Regions from separate parts of the Homo sapiens genome. Here region 2 is linked to region 1. Evidence: read pairs that join two places in POLR2A ChIA-PET (ENCODE). Cell type or tissue: OCI-LY7. All regions are shown on one strand.

Evidence for each region. Peaks named below come from ENCODE experiments on the same cell type or tissue, not always from the same donor. Only the 100,000 strongest peaks of a DNase experiment are listed, where the experiment ranks them.
Region 2: POLR2A ChIA-PET joins it to region 1 with 7 read pairs; 2 of 35 experiments call an interaction of 5 or more read pairs at or near these places.

Annotation. Positions count from the first base shown.
Region 1 is chr3:114,006,365-114,011,364 of GRCh38, reverse strand. It overlaps CCDC191 (coiled-coil domain containing 191), which reads left to right. Exons shown (of 17, transcript NM_020817.2): 9 at 344-593. The region is part of intron 1 of LOC105374048 (a long non-coding RNA gene); the gene reads right to left. Among named protein-coding and RNA genes, the nearest start is that of CCDC191, 48 kb to the left of the region's middle. In OCI-LY7, no CTCF peak of the experiment used is centred here; DNase peaks (open chromatin) are centred at 114 and 2,344; H3K4me3 peaks cover 562 bases; H3K27ac peaks cover 3,911 bases.
Region 2 is chr3:114,206,104-114,211,103 of GRCh38, reverse strand. No RefSeq gene overlaps it. Among named protein-coding and RNA genes, the nearest start is that of ZNF80, 29 kb to the left of the region's middle. In OCI-LY7, no CTCF peak of the experiment used is centred here; no DNase peak of the experiment used is centred here.

The DNA of each region.
Region 1 (5,000 bases):
TTTAAAGTCATTACTTGTGTACCTCTTCTTTTTGCTCTTTCCCCTCCAAAAGCTTTCAGAAACTATGGTAATCAAAAACATGTAACATGCCCTTGTGACATGAGAACAGAACAGTTCCTCTTTCTTCTTGAAGGTAATCTGTTGAAGTGCTGACACCTTCTATGAGGAGATCCTTTGCACTGGGGAATTTATAAAGCAATTTCATTTAGCTTAATATAAAATGTTAAGCGAGAGCTAAGATGGAGCATTTCTAGAACCCTTTTGGACTTATGTTTCATTTATATTATCAATTAACAAACTGTAAATGGCTTCTTTATTTTAATGGAAGTGCTTTGTTGCTTAGAAAACAACAACTGGCCACTGAGTATAACCGGAAACAAGTTCTCCGACACTGCTTTACAGAATGGCAGCATTGGCATGGCGCCGAGCTCCTGAAGAGAGAGCTGGCTCTCACAAAAGAGGAAACTAGGAAGAAGATGGATGCACTGCTGCAGGCAGCATCACTGGGGAAACTCAGTGCCAATGGGTTATCAGGCATCAGTCTACCTGAGGAGGCAACAGCCATGGTGGGTCCACCAGTAAAAAATGGACAGGTACGTTGTTTTTCCTGCTTAGTAAACACTTGCATTTGAGGTTTGTGCTTTTATAGCTGGTATGTCAGTCATTGTCAGATTGCTTTGTCTAGGCTATCAGAAGATTAGAGCTGCCTCAATGCACTACCTTTCAGGCAGTGTTTATTTCCTTGAATTGAATCTTCTTTTTATAATCATATATAAACTTTGGCATCATTGGAAGTTAGTAGGGATTTAATATCGAAAGGGCATTTAAAACAACTAAGTAAAATATTCGTTTAGGAAAAGACAGGTAAAGCACTGTCTATAACTCTTGAACTCCCCTTTTTGATCATCAGACATTTCCTTTCTAAATGAGTTTGTGACTTACAAGAGGGGAAATTTAAAATTTTTCTTTTTCTAATAAGAAAAGTCATATGTACTAATTGTAGCAATTTGATAGAAGATCACAGAGAAAAACTCCTATAATTCTGTCATCTATAGATAATCACTAATAACATGTTAAAGTATAGCCATCTAGTCTTTAAGCATATGCAAATTTATCTCTTAATATTTTATTTAGCTTTTAAATTTTCTTTAGTCAGGCCATTGAGGAACTCGTCTGCCAAAATTCAGGAAAAGGAAGGCCATGTTTTTTTTTCCTTCTTAATACTAATACTTACTGTTCTTCTAAAAAAAAAATTACGTTTTCACAATATAACATGAGCATTTTCTGTCATTACATACACTTCTGCAATAGTAGTTCTCAACTGAGAGTATACCTCAGAATCACATCTACTAAAACAGAATTTTTGGGTGTGGGGCAGCTCTTTTTTTTTAAGTTCCGCAAGTGGACGTAATACATATCCCCTGTCTAAGGACTAGTATTCTGTGCCACCATTTTGTAATGGCTACATGATACTCTGTAATGAACCATAAGCTGGAATTTGTTTAGCTCCTGTATTACTGGAATTTAAGTTGTTTCCAGTTTGCCGCCATTGTGAACAATGCTTCAGTGAACATCCTAGTAGCTAAATCTGCACATATCCATAATGCTTTACTTAGGATAATACCTAAAAATGGAATGCATGTTCTATTTTCATCTTATTATTGCTTCAACATTTGTATCTCTTTGATTACTAGTAAGGTTAAACATTTTTATATTGAATATACACTTGTGCACCACATAGCAATGTTTTGGCGAATGACTGACCACATACACAGTGGTGGTCCCATAAGATTATAATGGAGCCAAAAAGTTCCTCTTGCTTAGTGACTTCTTGATGATCTTGACCCTGTGTAGTCCTTGGCTAATATGTGTGTTTGTATCTTAGTTTTTAACAAAAATGTGTTTTAAAATTTTTTTAAAAAACAACCTCTTTAAAAACAGGAAAAAAAAGCTTATGGAATAAGTATATAAAGAAGGAAAATATTTTTGTACAGCTGTGCAATGTTTGTGTTTTAAGCTGTTACTTTATAAAAGAGTCAAAAAGTTAATAATTTAAAAGTTTATAAAATAGAAAGTTACAGTAAGCTAGGATTAATTCATCACTGAAGAAAAAAAATTCTAATAAATTTAGTGTGGCCTAAGTATACAATGTCTATGAAGTCTGCACTAGTATATAATAATGTCCTAGGCCTTCACATTCACTCATCTAGAGCAACTTCCAGTCCTGCAAGTGCCATTCATGGTAAGTGCCCCCATACAGGTGTACCATTTTTTATCTTGTATACTGTTTTTACTGTACCTTTTCTATGTTTAGATATGCAAATACTTCCCATGTGTTACAGTTGCCTACAGTATTCCGTATAGTAACATCCTGCCCTGGTTGGTAGACTAGGGGCAATAGGCTATACCATATAGCCTAGATGCAGTAGACTATACCATCCTGGTTTGTGTAAGTACACTCTACAGTGTTTACACAACAAAATCACCTATTTCTCAGAACAAATCCCCATTATTCAGCAATGCATGACTGTATATATATCTATATATGGATGTAGTAAGATACAGATATATAGTGACTTGTCTCTTCATGCCCTTTGTCCATTTTTCTATTTGATATCTTTTTCTTATTTATAAGAGTTCTTTATATTTTAAGACTATTGATGCTTTTATTATTATATATTGCAAACATTTTTTCCATTTTGTCATTTGTCTTTTTGGTTTAGTTATGGTGTTTGGTATTATACACAGTTGTTTAGTTTTTATAAAGTCAATCCTGTCGGCTTCTTCTTTTATCACTGCTCTTGTCATGTTTAGAAAACCTTGTGGAGAAGAGCTTCTACCCCCTCACCTCCACCCTCCACATAATGCTGTTAAGTACTTAATTCAGACATGTGAAATTAAATTGTGCACTAGAGGGTCCCCAGCCTTGCTTTTTACCCTGATTATTGCTAGCAAGTAGGCTAGTTTTAATTTAAGCTTATTCTCTGAGCAAGGGGGGATCAGGAAGATGCTTGTTGGGACTTATGTGTAACATTTTGGTCCCTTCCCCTAGGCAATGTATCTACCTTTATGGCAGATAATTTTGTCTCCATTGAGACCCAAGACAGACTTCTATCTTAAGAAAGAGCTGTATGGAACCTTTTACCTTACAAAGTGCCACTGTTCTTAAATGAAAAAAAAAAAAAAGTCAGCAGAAAGTATTTTTTACCTGTGCAAAACAGAAAAATTACTATATATATGTAGTAATTTATATATAGTAATATATATAGTAATTTATATATATAGTAATATATATAGTAATTTATATATATAGTAATATATATATAGTAATTTATATATATTTAGACTCAAGGGAACAAAAGACTCCAAATCTCTGAAATCAAGAACAAAAGACTTTATCAAGAAAGGACAGTATTGTTAAAAATGGAGCAAATGATAATAGAGGGCTACAATAGACCCTGTAGAGACTAAGTAAACTAATCTTTTTCCAGCGTGTACAGCAAAACATGACCAAGTGAAAATATAAAATCTTTAGTTAGATGCTCATTAATTATACAGTCATAGGAACTCATGTACTAAGAACACACAAACTGTACCTTGAATTTTTCCAAAATTATCAGTTAGCTAATAGGTGATTTTCTCTAATTAAGTCAGACCATTCACTCCTGCTCTATTAAGTACTATCTGTACCACTAAGCTTTTCCTTCATGTTCTTTATTTTCATGTTAAAAAGTTACCATGATCCAAAAGAAACCCTGTCGCTTTACTCAGGGCTTTGACACAGTCTTGCTAGGTTAATAAGGTGTCATTACCACCAAGTTTAAAAGAACCTAAAACATATACCCTGCTTGATATAAATTGCTTAAGCAGGTGTTCTCATGAATAAGTGTTCACTGACATTACTGAAATAAAAGGTTACTTTTAAAAGTGTTTAACATGTCAGAGTTTCCATATATCACATCTTTCATTTCAGTTGAGTCTATGGAAAGCATTTCTATAATCGTGAAAAATATTTTTGAGTCCCTAAGGATGGGGTCCTGTTAGAACAAGAAGCTTCTGATATTTAGATAGCTCATAGCATTTTTCTCTTTAAGCCATTGCAGATGGCAGAATCAAAAACTTAGACCTTAGAACATGGACTCAAACCATTCTAGAAGAGACACTTTAATATGACATTATTTTGGCCAAGATAGCTGTTTCTAAATAAAAATTCTTGTTTCCTTCCCCTCTGTATAGAACTTGTAATTGAGTATGGTACCTCAGTCTATTAAATGGGATTTATGTAATAAAGCTTTGAAAACTAGTGATATGCTAATACAAAATATTATTAGGTAACATTATTCTTATGTAATGCAGATATTTGCCCAGTGATCCTGAGCTTCCAAATATTTCCCACCCATAGATAGTTTGTAATGCAGATATTTGCCCAGTGATCCTGAGCTTCCAAATATTTCCCACCCATAGATAGTTCAGGAATAGCTGGAAACGGTTAGCTAGGCTTTAACGGGACCTTGATGCTGAAATAACTAAATATCCTATACTATGGCATATGATTAATTTACTAGTGTCAGGAGAGGCATTGAAAGAAAAGAGATATATTATTCATTTGTAAAGATATTCTTTGGTTTTCAGACATTCTCGAGAAAGAATATATCCTTTGCCACAACATCTTCAAATTTCCACTAAAATTCAGAGTCAATTTATGCATATTAAATTCATGTTTTTTATATATAAAATATATATATTTATATATATATATATATATATATATATATATCTGGAGTAACCTTGCCTAATTCACAAATGAACTGTCCAAATTAGAAATTTATAAGAGAAGATTTTTGCTATTACGAATGTCCTGGCCCATGGCAATGGTTCATACAGCTGTAGCCACTCTCCCAGTTTTCTTTTTTTTTGAGCCAGGGTCTCGCTGTGTTGCCCAGGCTGGAGTTCAGTAGCACAATCTCAGCCCACTGCAACCTCCACTTCCCAGGTTCAAG
Region 2 (5,000 bases), 200 kb before region 1:
AATAATGTTATATATCTTTATTTCTTTAATCATATGATCTATTCTTTTTTTATTATTATTATACTTTAAGTTCTGGGGTACACATGCACAACGTGCAGTTTGTTACATAAGTGTACATGTGCCATGTTGGTTTGCTGCACCCATCAACTCGTCATTTACATTAGGTATTTCTCCTAATGCTATCCCTCCCCCAGCCCTCCACCCCTCAACAGGCCGCAGTGTGTGATGTTCCCCTCCCTGTGTCCATGTGTTCTCATTGCTCAACTCCCACTTATGAGTGAGAACGTGTGGTGTTTGGTTTTCTCTTCTTGTGTTACTTTGCTGAGAATGATGGTTTCCAGTTTCATCCATGTCCCTGCAAAGGACATGAACTCATCCTTTTTTATGGCTGCATAGTATTCCATGGTGCATATGTGCCACATTTTCTTTAGCCAGTCTATAATTGATGGGCATTTGGGTTGGTTCCAAGTCATTGCCATTGTGAATAATGCTGCAATAAACATACATGTGCATGTGTCTTTATAGTAGAAAGATTTCTAATCTTTTGGGTACACACCCAGTAATGGGATTGCTGGGTCAAATGATATTTCTAGTTCTAGATCCTTGAGGAATCGCCACACTGTCTTCCATTCAATGCTCTCCCTATCAAGCTACCACTGACTTTCTTCACAGAATTGGAAAAATCATATGATCTATTCTAAGCCTCCATTGGCCTGAAAGGGAAACAGTTCATATTCAATCAGTTTGAGGGTCCCCCAATCAATTTCAAGCATAGACATTGCCATCTCATACTCTCAGATTAATTATGCTCTGCAGGACTAGAAAATACACATTCATTATTCTTCTCACCACCATCCCTGTGATGAGGATGGTAGAGTAAAGACAATGAATGGGAAAGACATGTATGGGTGTGTGGGTGCAAACATAACATATACGCATACATATATAAACATAATATGTAAACATAACATTAGCAACATCTCCTTCAGCATCTAGAACCCCCAACCTATAGGTTACAGTACAACTGATGGGGAGAGGTAGACTTAATGGATGGGACTACTTTCAAGAACCTTGTGAGGGAGGAGAAAAACCCTCTCCATTATTGTAGACAAACAGATGCTCTCAAGTTGAGCGAGATGAGGGGGCTCAAAAACATGACATGAACAACTCTTTTTCTTTTTCTCAGACAGAGTCTTGCTCTTAATGCCCAGGCTGAAGTGCAGTGACGCCATCCCAGCTCACTGAAACTTGGGCCGCCTGGGTTTAAGCGATCCTCATGCCTCAGCCTCCCAAGTAGCTGGGATTACAGGTGTCCACCATCATGCCCAACTAATTTTTGTATTTTTAGTACAGATGGGGTTTTACCATGTTGGCTAGGCTGGTCTCAAACTCCTGACCTCAGGTGATCCACCCACCTCGGCCTCCCAAAGTGCTGGGATTACAGACACAAGCCACCACCCCCAGCCAAACAACTCTTAAAGTAACTTGAATTGAGAGCTGTTTTCAATCATTGGAACAGCTGCCAATGTGAAGAAAGAAGCAGAGCAACACTAGGGTTTGTTGGAAGATATTTCCAACAAAATTGACCAGCAATGGAATGGGTTCTTTGCAAGGATGATAGAAGCTCTTCAACACTGGAGAGAAGACTGTGATAAGATAATATAATTTGGACTAGAGTTCTTCTACCTTCAATGCTAATTGTTTATCATTTTGACACTAAAGAAGAGATTTATTTGCCAAAAAGTCTCTTCTTGGCATTACCAGGTATGTATAAGAGTAAATTGCCCTGAGATAGAAAAACAAAAGCACAAAGGAGCCTCACAATGGGCCAGCAGATAGGAGTTAGACTGTACAGCATGGACCAGTGCTCCCACTGGGAGGTTGCCTGGCCAACTCAGGCACAGTATCTTAAGAGGCTGTGGTTACCTGGGCCCAAGCTGAGCTGCTGTCAGTATCCAAAAGGTCCAGTCTTGTGATCTGAAGAACAACAACAGGAGACTCTGGACAGCAGAAAAGGTCCATCCCTGATCTGAGTTCAAAATAAGGGTGCAGTTATAGCCAGGAGTAAGCATGCTAATAAGAAACCCAAGCTATGGTCTTTAACTGTTTTAGATTCCATACCCCTTTGAGAGTCCATGAAAGTTATGGCCCCTCTCTGCAGGAAAAAATGCAATTTGCACAAACATACATCATTGTGCCTATAATTGCAAAGACTTCTTTGAACCCCATATAGTCCATTCAAGAAATACAGGTTCAGAACACAACGCACCATCAATACTTTTTACTGATGTTGATGATGATAGATTGGATTTCTTGTATGAACGAGTGCCAAAAGCCTGATAAATGAACACTGAGGTTTTAATCCAGAAAAATTCTAAAGTAGGAAGAAGTCATAACGTATTTGTCCCTCTCCCTAGTACCTTTCTGTCCAATGGAAGAACCTAGAGATTCCAGAGAAGAGGTAAGGATATCTCAAGATAGCTTTTCTGTGCTCCTAAGGGAGACTAGAGTATAGGCTGAACCCCATGACTCACAAGAATAATCCAAAAGGTCAACACACAAAATTATTTTCAATAAACTTCTCATAACCACAGTCAGGTTGACTATTCCCATCCCAAATTTAATTCCTTCTTTAGGTTGGCCCATGTCTGCTGTGCCCAAACAGGTCCAGAGAGAGTACTTGCCCCATTATCTTCTGTTAAAATGTCTTTGCTTGGCATCTAAACCAATTTAATGTTTTTACTTAAAAAGCAGTAGATATGAAGCGTTAGTTATCTATTGCTGCATAACAAATTGCCTCAAAACTTAGCAGCTTAAAACAACAAATATTAATTATTTATTAGTATTTTTATAGGTCAAGAATCTGGGCACAGCTTAGCCAGATGCCTGTACCCCAAAGTCTCTCACAAGGCTATAATCAAGGTGCTGACCACAGCTGTGGTCTGATGTGATGGTTTAACTAAGGGAGGACTGATTTCTAAGCTCCTCACATAGTTGGTAAAATTCAGTTCCTCACAGTTTTCTGGACTGAACACCTCACGTCTTCACTGGCTGTTGGATGGCCAGAGGACTCCTTCAGTTGATTGACACATGGGTCTCTCTATCATGTTGCTCACAATGTGGCAACTAGCTTCCCTCAGAGTTAACAAGCGAGAGAATGAAAAAGAGCAAGCACGATGCAAGCCACAATCTTTCACTTCCTAATCTCAGAAGCGGCATCCCATCCCTTTTGATATATTATATCTATTAGAAATGAGTCATTAACATTCACCTCACACCCCAGGGGAAGGGATTACATGAGGGCATGAGTATCAGGAGGGGAGAATCATGGAGACCCTCTTAGAGATGCCCTATCATATGTGGATTCAAATTCTGGCTCTGCCACTTATAGTAGGACCTCAGACAAGTAACAGTCTCTCAGCCTTGATTTTCTCCTCTATGAAGTTAAAGCAATAATGCGTAATTTGCAGAGTTGTGATGAAAATTAAAGATAATAAATATAACTCCGACAACTCAATTTAAAAATGTCAAAGCACTTGAATAAGCATTTCTCCAAAGAAGATACACAAATGGCCAATAAGCACATGAAAAGATGCTCAACATCATTCGTCATTAGGGAAATGCGGATCAAAGCCACGATGAGATACCACTTCATAACTACTAGGATGACTACTTTTTAAAAAAGGAAATAATAAGGAATAACAAATGTTTGTAAGGATGTGGAAAAAATGGAAATTTGTGCATTGCTGGTGAGGATATAAATTGTATAGCCCTCTGGAAAACAGTTTGGCTATTCCTCAAAACATTAAACATAGAATTACCTTATGACCCCGCAACTGCACTGCTAGGTATATACCAAAAAGAATTGAAAACAAAGACTTAAACAGATACTTATAAGCTAATGTTGATAGCAGCATTATTCACAACAGCCAAAGGTGGTGTGCTATGGTTTGAATGTGTCCCCCAAAGTTCATGTGTTAGAAACTTAATCCCCAGTGCAACAATGTTGAGAGGTGGGATATTTAAGAGATGATTAGGTCATGGGGCTCAGACTTTATGAATGAATTAATGCTGTTTTGCAGAGTGAATTATCTGGAGAGTGGGTTACTGAAAAAAGAATTAAGCCCTCTTTCTCTCTCTAAGTGAAATAAATCAGACACAAAAGGACAAATATTGCATGATTTCAATTATATGAAATATCTAGAATAGACAAATTCACAGAGATTGAAAGTATATTAGAGGTTACCATGGAATGGGAGAAGGGAATAATGGGGAGTTATTGCTTAATGGACACAGAATTTCTCTTTGAGATGATGAAATGATTTTTGGAAATTGTGATGGTTATATAAGATGGTGAATGTAATTAATGCCATTGAATTGTACACTTTAAAATGATGAAAATGGCAAATTTTAAATTATATATGTTTTACTACAATTTTTAAAAATTACGAATATAGCAGGTGCTTGACAAACAATCATACCATCAGCAGAAACCCATGAAGGCAATCGTTTGAATGCCTTGAACTGTGTGGCCTTGCCAGATATGAGATGTTAAAGAGATTGTGGAGAGGATGAGGGAGGTCAAATTTTCTTCCACCAATAGCTTCTTCCTTGGTTGACATTTCTAGGATACCACATTTTCCATAAATACCTAGCTCTAATCTGAGAAGGAATAGGGGAGAGATTACTATATTTCCTGTGATAGTTTGGGGGATATACGCTCATAGTTTCAGGTAAAACTTACACAAAAGCAAATTTTGCCCTTTTAGATCATCTACTTTTCACCTTAGTTGCCCTCAAGATTTGATGTGATTTCACAACGTGTTTTAAAATTGCTCAGCTGTTCTTCTATAATGGCTACTTACCTATGGCACTCTAGACCAGTGGCTCTGGCCTTGAAGCCAAGTACCCTGGAGCTTGGATCTCAGCTCTGAAGCTTCCTGAGAGAGTGATTTGAGCTGGTCAACCTCTCTATACTTCCATTTCTTCTCTGTGAAAGG